2 separate regions of the Homo sapiens genome follow, and region 1 is linked to region 2. Evidence: chromatin loops called from intact Hi-C (ENCODE). Cell type or tissue: CD14-positive monocyte. All regions are shown on one strand. Links, peaks and the distances in the headings refer to the core of each region. The heading gives the core; the rest is flanking DNA.

Region 1 (4,518 bases), core at 1,254-3,753, 1.2 Mb before region 2:
TTTGGTTTGTTCTCTAGTTACACACATAAAGATACCACTGAAAAGGAAACTTGAGTAATTTATAATTTTGATCCAGTTTCTCAAAAGACCCTGGAGAAAGAGTGGCACTTCTTCTGTTTCAGCTTTTGTCTGAGTTCAAACTAGTGCCTGTGTTGGTATGGAAAGAAGCAGTGTACCAGTGTCATTCTTTAGGACAGCGGTAGAAACCACAGAATAGTATAACTAAAAGCATTAAAATTCAGACACACTCCCTTCTACCTTCTGGCTTAAAGCCATGGATGATCCATGTTTTTGTTTTTGTTTTTTTTAATGTTAAATGTGTAATTCAATATTATTGAAAAGGTTCCCACATTTTTAATAGTAGTTCAGTTATCACTGATAGGTCAAATAGCCATCAGAATTCCCCCACACTGAATGCATGTCAGTTGTGGAGAAAACATAGAAAAAGGAGTCATACACTCTTTACAAATACTAATGTCAGGAGTTAAACCTCCTCAGGTTCAACCTGTGATAAAAGACCAGTGCTTCCCACTACCTGCATGGGGTCCACTATTTAGTTTTCTTGGGAGTATCACAGGAAGATCACAGTTACACCACTTTAGACTGTACATGTAGCAAGTCACAACTTACCCTCGTGTGTTTAGATGTGTATGGAATTCCTGTATACATTAGTGAAAGCTATTTACTATAATAGGGGAAACCCAGATTCCTTGCATCTGGGCCCTGTACTGATCATTAAAGCAGTTCCTGTCACCTGCTCTCCCCACTGCATGCATCTGTCCACTTGGCTAACTTTTAATATGTATATTTTTACATTATGTAAATTCTTAACCAGCCTGTCTCATTTAGAATGTATACATCACATCTGACATTATTGTAACTACTGTGTGATCAGTAAGATTCCTATAAGACATACTGCTTTTTAAAAAAAAATAAATAACATGCTGAGGGGTGACCTATAGCCCACATTAGTGAGTGGTCACTTTATTTGCAGGATCTTTAAAACAAGTACATTTTTAATGAACTAAGTTGAATAAAGGTACAATTAAAAGCTGTAAAAAAAATACTTTCTACATATTCAACACTGAATTTTTTAAGTATTTTTAATCTAAGGCTGGTTGAATTCACAGATACACAACCCATGCATATGAAAGGCCAACTGTATTTTACCCAATTATTTGTACTAATAGGACAGTTTTGAAACTGACAATTCCAATTTGGTGCCCACCTATATGAAAACCTTTAACTCATTTGCCATAAATCCTCTGTGGAAAGAGAATTAAACCTAAGAGTCAAAAGTCCTGGGTTCACATCCTTGCAATAGCAGTGGTCAAAATACATTTCCAGTCGTACCCAAAACAGGAATAATGGTAATGCCAGCCTCGCAAAATAGCTGAGAGGAGTAAATGAGACCATTTATGTGAAAGATAACTTATGTGATGGGCTGTCAAATAAGGTTTGCTTGTAAGAAAATTCCTAGGGAGTCTACCAATAATATTCCTAGGGAGTCGACCAATTATTTCACTGGACTGAAATTCCGTATTATATGTGGCTCATGGTTTATCAGTTAAAGCTTAGAATTCTCGCTCCTCCCTGGTGAAAACTCACCACTCTCTCCTTCCTGCCTCCCTAGCACTGTTGATTCCTCTCCACTACGGGGATTTGGCAGAGTCAGTGGCCTTCTCCCCTCCCCAGATCTGAGCTGCTCCATCCGTCCCCATAACCCTCTGCAGGCAGCATAATAGGTAATACCACACAGACACTTGCTGAGTGTTGATTTAAATTAGATTCATCTTTAAAAAGATCTGAGTTATAATGACATTTGACTTGTGTAAATTGAGCTATTAATCCCAAAAGTTAAATTTCACTCCAGTGGATTAAAAACTTCCTCCAGACTGGTCGGTGGCTAGTGCCTTTTGGCCCAGCTACTAAGGAGGCTGAGGCAGGAGGATCGCTTGAGGCCAGGAGGTCAATGCTGTAGTGTGCCATTATGGAGCCTGTAAATAGCCCCTACCTTCCAGCCTGGGCAACACAGCAAGACCCCATATCTAATAAACAAACAAAAACACAAAACTTCCTTTAAATCACATCTACCTTAAATTGGTTTTAAATACAGCCCCTTTGTAACCTCAGGTTCCACATCCACCTATTCAACATGGATCGAAAATATTCAGGGAAAAAGAAACAGTAAAAAATCATAACACAACAATAAATAATAATACAAATAAAAAGCAACGCAGTTTAACAACTGTTTACACAGCATATACATTGTATTAGGTATTATAAGTAATCCAGAGATGATTTAAAGCACACAAGACGTGCATAGGTAATATGTAAATACAATGCTATTTTATGTATGAGACTGGAGCCTCTGGGATTTTGGTATGGGGGTTGGGGGGTCCTGGAACCACGAATACCGAGAGCCAACAACAGTATTTGCTTTCACATTGGGCAACCTCTAAAACACCCGGGGTGGGGGGTGAAAACTGAATTTCTAAGGGAAGAGAGGAGAGGAAAAGGAAGGGAGAGAGATGCTTGGAAAAATGCAGGGAAACATACCTGGGCCCAGAAAGAGATTACATAACTTGGCGTTTTGAGACAATTGGTGATCTCTGGGATGATTAGGAACTGGGAAGGGCTTCGCTTGCGCCACATAGCAATGCCTCAAAAACCCACAAGATGGCAGTATTACTCCAGGAGCGTCTCCGTCCCTCCCACCCAGTAGCTAATGGCTTTCTTTGTTCACAGGAAACCCTCTCTCCCAAATATCATCAGCGCCACTGTATGTTTTCCATTACTTCATGCTCCTGGCCTTACCTTCAGCCAGTTTCCTATCACTAGCCCGAATATAAAAATAAACTACTGTTATTTGTTACATCTTAAAAATAGCACTTTGGTCTCTGCTCTCAATTGCCAAAGCAGCTGAATCAAATGTTTTGTTTTAATGAGAAGCATAAAATAAATAAAAACCCAGGTGAGGGTGATCTCTTCCTTTTTGTGAGTTAACACCCAAAGAGAAGACTTCCCAGGTAAACTAGGTGTCGCCAGGCTGGAGACAGTTAGAGACAGAAGTGCCACTTGAGACAAGATAAGTTCTGGGAGAGAGGGGCTGCCAGCCCTCTTAAAACGGGGCCGGAAAGGAGGCTGAGAACCGGCTCTGGAGACAGTGGAGAACAAAATCTCAAATACCGTATCTTTTAAGTTCTTATTATGAAAAAATCCAACTATACAAAAGTAGACAGAACGGTATGACAAACCCAAACACCATCTTAAGAACTGTGAAACTGTAAACCAGGAAAGAGGCTGCAAGGAAAAAATCTAAGTTCCCAGTTTGTTGAGGAGCCCTAAGATGTCACTTGCCAGAACCCTGGGTCTGCCCACTCCAGCCCTTTGTAGTATAGTTCTTTAACACAGTCTTTCAATGTAATGTCTTTTAATGAAAAGTCCTTTAAAGAAAAGAGTGGGAGAGGCTAGCCCCTGAGCTCTGGTCTTCAAAGGGCAATCTGGAAAAGGGAGCAGGTGTGGCTGCATCAACTCCCAGCCAGACTCAGAAAAAGAGGTCACCCAAGAGGAGAAACAAATAATCCAGACTGTCGGGGAGAGAGGCACACACACCCGTGCCAGTGCCCCAAAAGCAGAGCTCTCAACTTCCTCAGCCACTGTCCCTGACCACAGCCTCAAAAAAGTTCAGTCCCGAAGACTGAGTAACCAATTTCAGCACCAAAAGGATTTGAGTGCTTGCTTAGTCTCCTGTTGGGCAGAGGCTGTTTACCTGGATGGGCTACTAGAGATGTCTGAACCCCCAGAAAATTATATACTGATTGAATGTCCCTTATCCAAAGTGCCTGGAACCAGAAATGCTTGGATTTCAGATATCAGACTTTGGAATATTTGCATTATACAGCATCCCTATTCCAAAAATCAGAAGTCTAAAATGCTCCAAGGAATATTCCCTTTGATTTTTATATAGGTGCTCAAAAAGTTTCAGGTTTTGGAGAATTTCTGATTTTTTATTTTTGGATTAGAGATACTCAACCTCTACATGGACGTTTTCCTACAGCTTTTATATTGCCAAACAACTATGGGGCCACTCCTTGTCCCCTCACCTCTGCCAGAAAAAAAAAAAAAAGTCTAAAAACCCACTGTAATGATACAGATAATGCTTATCCAGTCTTTCTTCTCTTACGATTTTTCTTTTTTTTTTTTCTTTTTGATAAATGGTCTCACTGTTTGGCCCAGGCTGGAGCACAGTGGCACGATCTCTGCTCACTGCAACCTCTGCCTCCTAGGCTCAAGCAATCCTCCCACCTCAGCCTCCTGCGTAGCTGGGACTACAGGTGTGTATCACCACACCTGGCTAATTTTTGTAATTTTGGTAGAGACAGGGTTTTACCATGTTGCCCAGGCTGGTTTTGAACTCCTGAGCTCAAGCGATACACCCACTTCAGCATCCCAAAGTGCCAGGATTACAGGCATGAGCCACTGTGCCCAGACTATTCTTCTAAATCTGATGATCTG
Region 2 (4,518 bases), core at 1,382-3,881:
TCTGTGCTTAACTTTTTGAGAAGCTGCTCAACTGTTTTTCATAGGGGCTGTACTATTTTACACTCCCAACAGCAATGCACGAAGATTCCAATATCTCCATATCATCACCCACACATTTTATTTTCTGTTGTTGTTATTATTATTATTTTGGAATAATAACTATTGTAGTGTGAAGTGATATTTCATTGTTGTGTTATTGTACATTTTCCTAATAACTGGGGTGTTGAGCATCTTTTCATGCGCTTATTGAACATCTGTATATCTTTAGAGAAAATGTCTATTCAAGTCCATTGCAAATTTTTAATTGAGTTGGATTTTGTTTTGAATTCTCTGCCTTTCACATTATCTTTTTGGATCTCCTCCATTCTGTAGCAAGATACTCTTGATAAATTAGAAAATTACAAAATAACTTTTTGTTTTTAAAAAACATTTTTATGAAAAATTTCAAATATGAAAATTTAAAGAATTGTGTTGTGATGATCACCATACCTGACATCTAATTTTTGTAATTGATATTTTATTATATTTGACTTATTTCATACCTATCATCTATCCAACATTCTACCTGTACATCAATCAAGCTTATTTTTTGGATGAATTTAAGATAAGTTGAAGATATCAGGAAATTATTTTTAATGAACAAAAACCACTCTCATGGAATGTGTAAGCTTGAGGCAGGGGTACAGCTGTCTCTGGGACTTCTCTGGCAGATAAAGTACAAGCACAGAAGAGGGGTAAAAGTCAGTGGGGGTTTAAAACTCTTTTACTTTGAATATGGCTTAATGAAATTTCTTGGGAAAATGAATCAAAGAAAACATTCCCAAGGAACAGGCAGTGCTGACAGGGAGATGTCACTATCAGAGCACCCGGGCTGTATATTACGATGGTTGCTGGGCAACACCGCTGGCTCATCTGGTTCACATGTAAATAATGAATCCTGGGCTAGAAGCAAAACTTCCTGAGGCTAGTAGGTTCCAGAATTAGCTCTTAAGCCTCTCTGTCCCTCTCCTACTATAGCACTGGCTCCTTGGTCTTCCCCAATGGGCTGTTAACTCCTTTGATGTCAGAAACCATATTCTATTCATGTCTATGCCCATTTCTTTTTCAAAACATCATCTAACATCTAGGATAGTGTTTTAGACAGAGAAGGTTCACAATGACTTTTGCAAGCTCCATTAAGCATCTATATCCTCCAACCTCAGGGTTCATTGGACTGTACTTTGCATTCTTTCCTGTACCTACACCCTACCTTTGAGGAACTCCTGGAAACCCTGTCAGGAGTTCAAGGGTCTAAGTTGCCCTTTCTTATTGCAACCAACCTATTGCCTGCCTAGCGTCTTCCATCTTTGTCAAACTTCTCATGCTTAGACAAACGTCCCAGCCTGTACGATGCCCTTTGCCTTTGATCCAGCATGAATAAAACCCTCCTCAAGGTCATTTATGAGATTTCATGTCATGGAAGCTGAGTAAGAAGGGGACCTTCAATTTAAAGGTGCAGAATGTAGACTTGTAGACTATGCTCAGAGAAGCATTATGTCACATTTTAAGAAATGGAATCTCATGATAAGAGTGAGAGAAATTATGCTTTTCGGTTGGAAGAGCATCTTCAAATAGGAAACAAGGAAGATTGCCAAAGATAATGTTGTAGTCATCCAGACATGAAAAATCAAAAACAGGGCTCTTTGATGGGGGCGAAAGTCAGTTGCATATGAGAAACAAGACCACAATCAGATTTAGAAACAGATTATAATCTCTGCTTCGCAGTTATGTAGTCAGAAAGACTCCCTGAGTCTTCTGACAAAGAGGGTAGATGGAAAGGCTTACCAAGGGCCAGCTGGAGACCAGGGAAAGAGGCAGAGAGGTGGGAGGGAGTGGGCAAGGAGTGGGATTTCGACAGAACGATGAATTGCATCCAAATAAATAAGATTTAATAACAGCATATGAAAAGACAAAGTCCTCATTTTCACCTGTCTCTGGATTTGCAAACATAGATATTTCCTTTAGAGAGGAAACCACTATATTTATGATTGGTTCATATTTCACACCTTTATTCATACATATCCTGTAATGTAAAAGGCCTATTTCTTATTACATAGGAAATGCTAAATGCACTGGGGAGTCACAGAAATGCTCAAAGCTTTTCTAGAAGTTAACATAAGTAGCTGGTCACAGGAGTACAGCCTAAAAAACAAAGCCTTCTTTCTGACTCTGCAGAAATTAAGTACTGACATGTGAAACCTGCTGAGAGTTTCGTCTGTTTTTACTATCAAAGCCTCATTCTTTTTTTTTTTCTAAGTATGAGCATACACACATGATTTAAAGATGCTAGCAAACGCTCATACGCCTGCCGCTTATACGCCTGCTACAAGGTAAAGAATGCGGCAGCGCCCCCTAGTGGTTTCTGTGTGGAGTTACAGCCTACGAATGTGCAAATACACGGGACCCTTCAGCTTTCATCCCTTGACAGCCAGGACACTAAAACACCAAAAGCTGGAATTTGTTAATATTATAATGCCAAACAAGATTTCAAACAATATCAAGTTTATTAGGAGGAAAAATGAAGACAAGTCAGATATAGAAACTTTCACTCAAACATTTAATGAAAATAAATGCAATATCATTTGCAAATCCAGTAAGGTCACACTTTAAATACAGAAAAAATATAACCTATAGATCATCAAACGCAGGTGAGCTGGCTTTGGAAAATTGGGTTTCTATTGCTAAGACAAGGGAAGATTACCAATTTAATTCTTGCTCTAGATAATGTCATAAATTTAGCTCCTTATGTATCAGATTTAAGTTTAACAAAGTAAATTAGCAAAGCCGACAAAATTTTCCCCTTCTTGCCACATAGCTAATAACTTTATACATACCAACTGTTCTTAATTTTAAAAATGATTGTAAAATGCTCCACTCACAATTCTCTTCTTCCCACACTTTCTCCTTACTGCAAAGTGTATTTAAGAGTACTGGGGGGGGCGGGGGGGCAGGCGCGGTGGCTCACGCCTGTAATCCCAGCACTTTGGGAGGCCGAGGCGGGCGGATCACGAAGTCAGGAGATCGAGACCATCCTGGCTAACATGGTGAAACCCCGTCTTTACTAAAAATACAAAAAAGTTAGCCGGGCGTGGTGGCGGGAGCCTGTAGTCCCAGCTACGTGGGAGGCTGAGGCAGGAGAACGGCGTGAACCCGGGAGGTGGAGCTTGCAGTGAGCTGAGATCGCGCCACTGTACTCCAGCCTGGGGGACAGAGCGAGATTCCATCTCAAAAAAAAAAAAAAAAAAAAAAAAAAAAAAAAAAACCAAAAAGAGTATTGACGGTAGTTCCATAGGTGAGGCTGTTTAAGATACTATGAAAAGAAAACGTGGCCACCCGTCCGTAAATGTTAGCCCTCAAATAATAATGATGACTAACACACTACTTGTTAAGAGTTTTATAGAGTTTATCTCATAGCAAACCAGTGAGGTGGACGTGATTAGCTCTCCCATCCTACAGGGGAGGAAATTGAGTCTAAGACCACACAGCTTACAGGGTGGCTCAGGTAAAATTCAGATCTAGGGAGTCTGACTCCAGAGCTCAGGCTCTTAATCACTCGAGGAGGTGCTGCCTCCCAAACACGATGATATCTGGTCTACAGTGGCAGGTTGCACACAGATGGGTCAGCACGTGAATTGGCACGTAAATTTGTTGCCAAAGGAATGAAGATGGCAATGTGCTTGAAAAGTTGTATATCATCAAAGACTCATCAAAAAGCATGCCATTATCACTGCTGGTGCTTGCCTCGTCCCACTACCTAAGAACTACAGCTTTAGTAGTGTGTGTGAAGCTAAGATTCTAGTGGAATTGTTATTTAAGGGGAGATCTCCGGAAATTATGGGGCTGCTCCTACTAGCTAGAATTTCTTTAAAGCATCAAATTGGATTAAAATGAAAGACCTGAAAAGCAGTTCCAGCTAGAAACAAGGAACCAACCAGACAGACCACAGGGAAGCTTGACAACTTCTAGAAAGAAGCATTTTCCCCTGACTTTGCCCACAGAGCAGTGAGAGATATACAACCCAGGTCACTTACAATTTTTTGTAAGCTGCTTCTGTTCTTGGGGTTTAGGAAGTAATCAGCGACGCTTCCTATAGTAATGGGGGAAAGTGGAAGTTTTCATTCTATTTTTAGAAAAGAAATATAGGCCTAGTTTTTTACACTATCTTTGATAAAATTAGACAACTAGTTAGAATTATTTTACTTTCTTGTTATTTTTTAGCACTAAACTAATATATGATCATTGTTACCAAGAAAATCTTCAAAAGATGTATAAAGGAGAAATTAGTCATCTCCATCCACCCAGGGTCCCTTTCATTCCCTCCTTCCTGAGGTAACCAATGTTAACATCCGATGTTCATCCTTCTACCACTTTATGTATACCCATACAGACATATACACTCATATATAGACATAGGTAAGGTTTCAGCTTTTTATTTGGTTTAGAAATGAGATAGTACCATACATATTGTTCTACACCTTG

What was found. Peaks named below come from ENCODE experiments on the same cell type or tissue, not always from the same donor. Only the 100,000 strongest peaks of a DNase experiment are listed, where the experiment ranks them.
Region 1: a loop joins it to region 2, with 9 times the contacts of the local background. A loop is called at or near these places in 19 of 110 quality-filtered maps.

The regions. Positions count from the first base shown.
Region 1 is chr9:19,455,770-19,460,287 of GRCh38, reverse strand. No RefSeq gene overlaps it. Among named protein-coding and RNA genes, the nearest start is that of MAP1LC3BP1, 5.4 kb to the left of the region's middle. RefSeq lists enhancers at 2,409-2,548, 2,563-2,857, 2,452-3,047. In CD14-positive monocyte, for the core only: CTCF peaks have their summits at 2,472 and 2,684 (motif pointing right); a DNase peak (open chromatin) is centred at 2,677; H3K4me3 peaks cover 559 bases.
Region 2 is chr9:18,253,129-18,257,646 of GRCh38, reverse strand. It overlaps a transcript of ADAMTSL1 not described here. Among named protein-coding and RNA genes, the nearest start is that of ADAMTSL1, 220 kb to the left of the region's middle. In CD14-positive monocyte, for the core only: CTCF peaks have their summits at 2,211 and 2,416 (motif pointing left); a DNase peak (open chromatin) is centred at 2,396; H3K27me3 peaks cover 203 bases.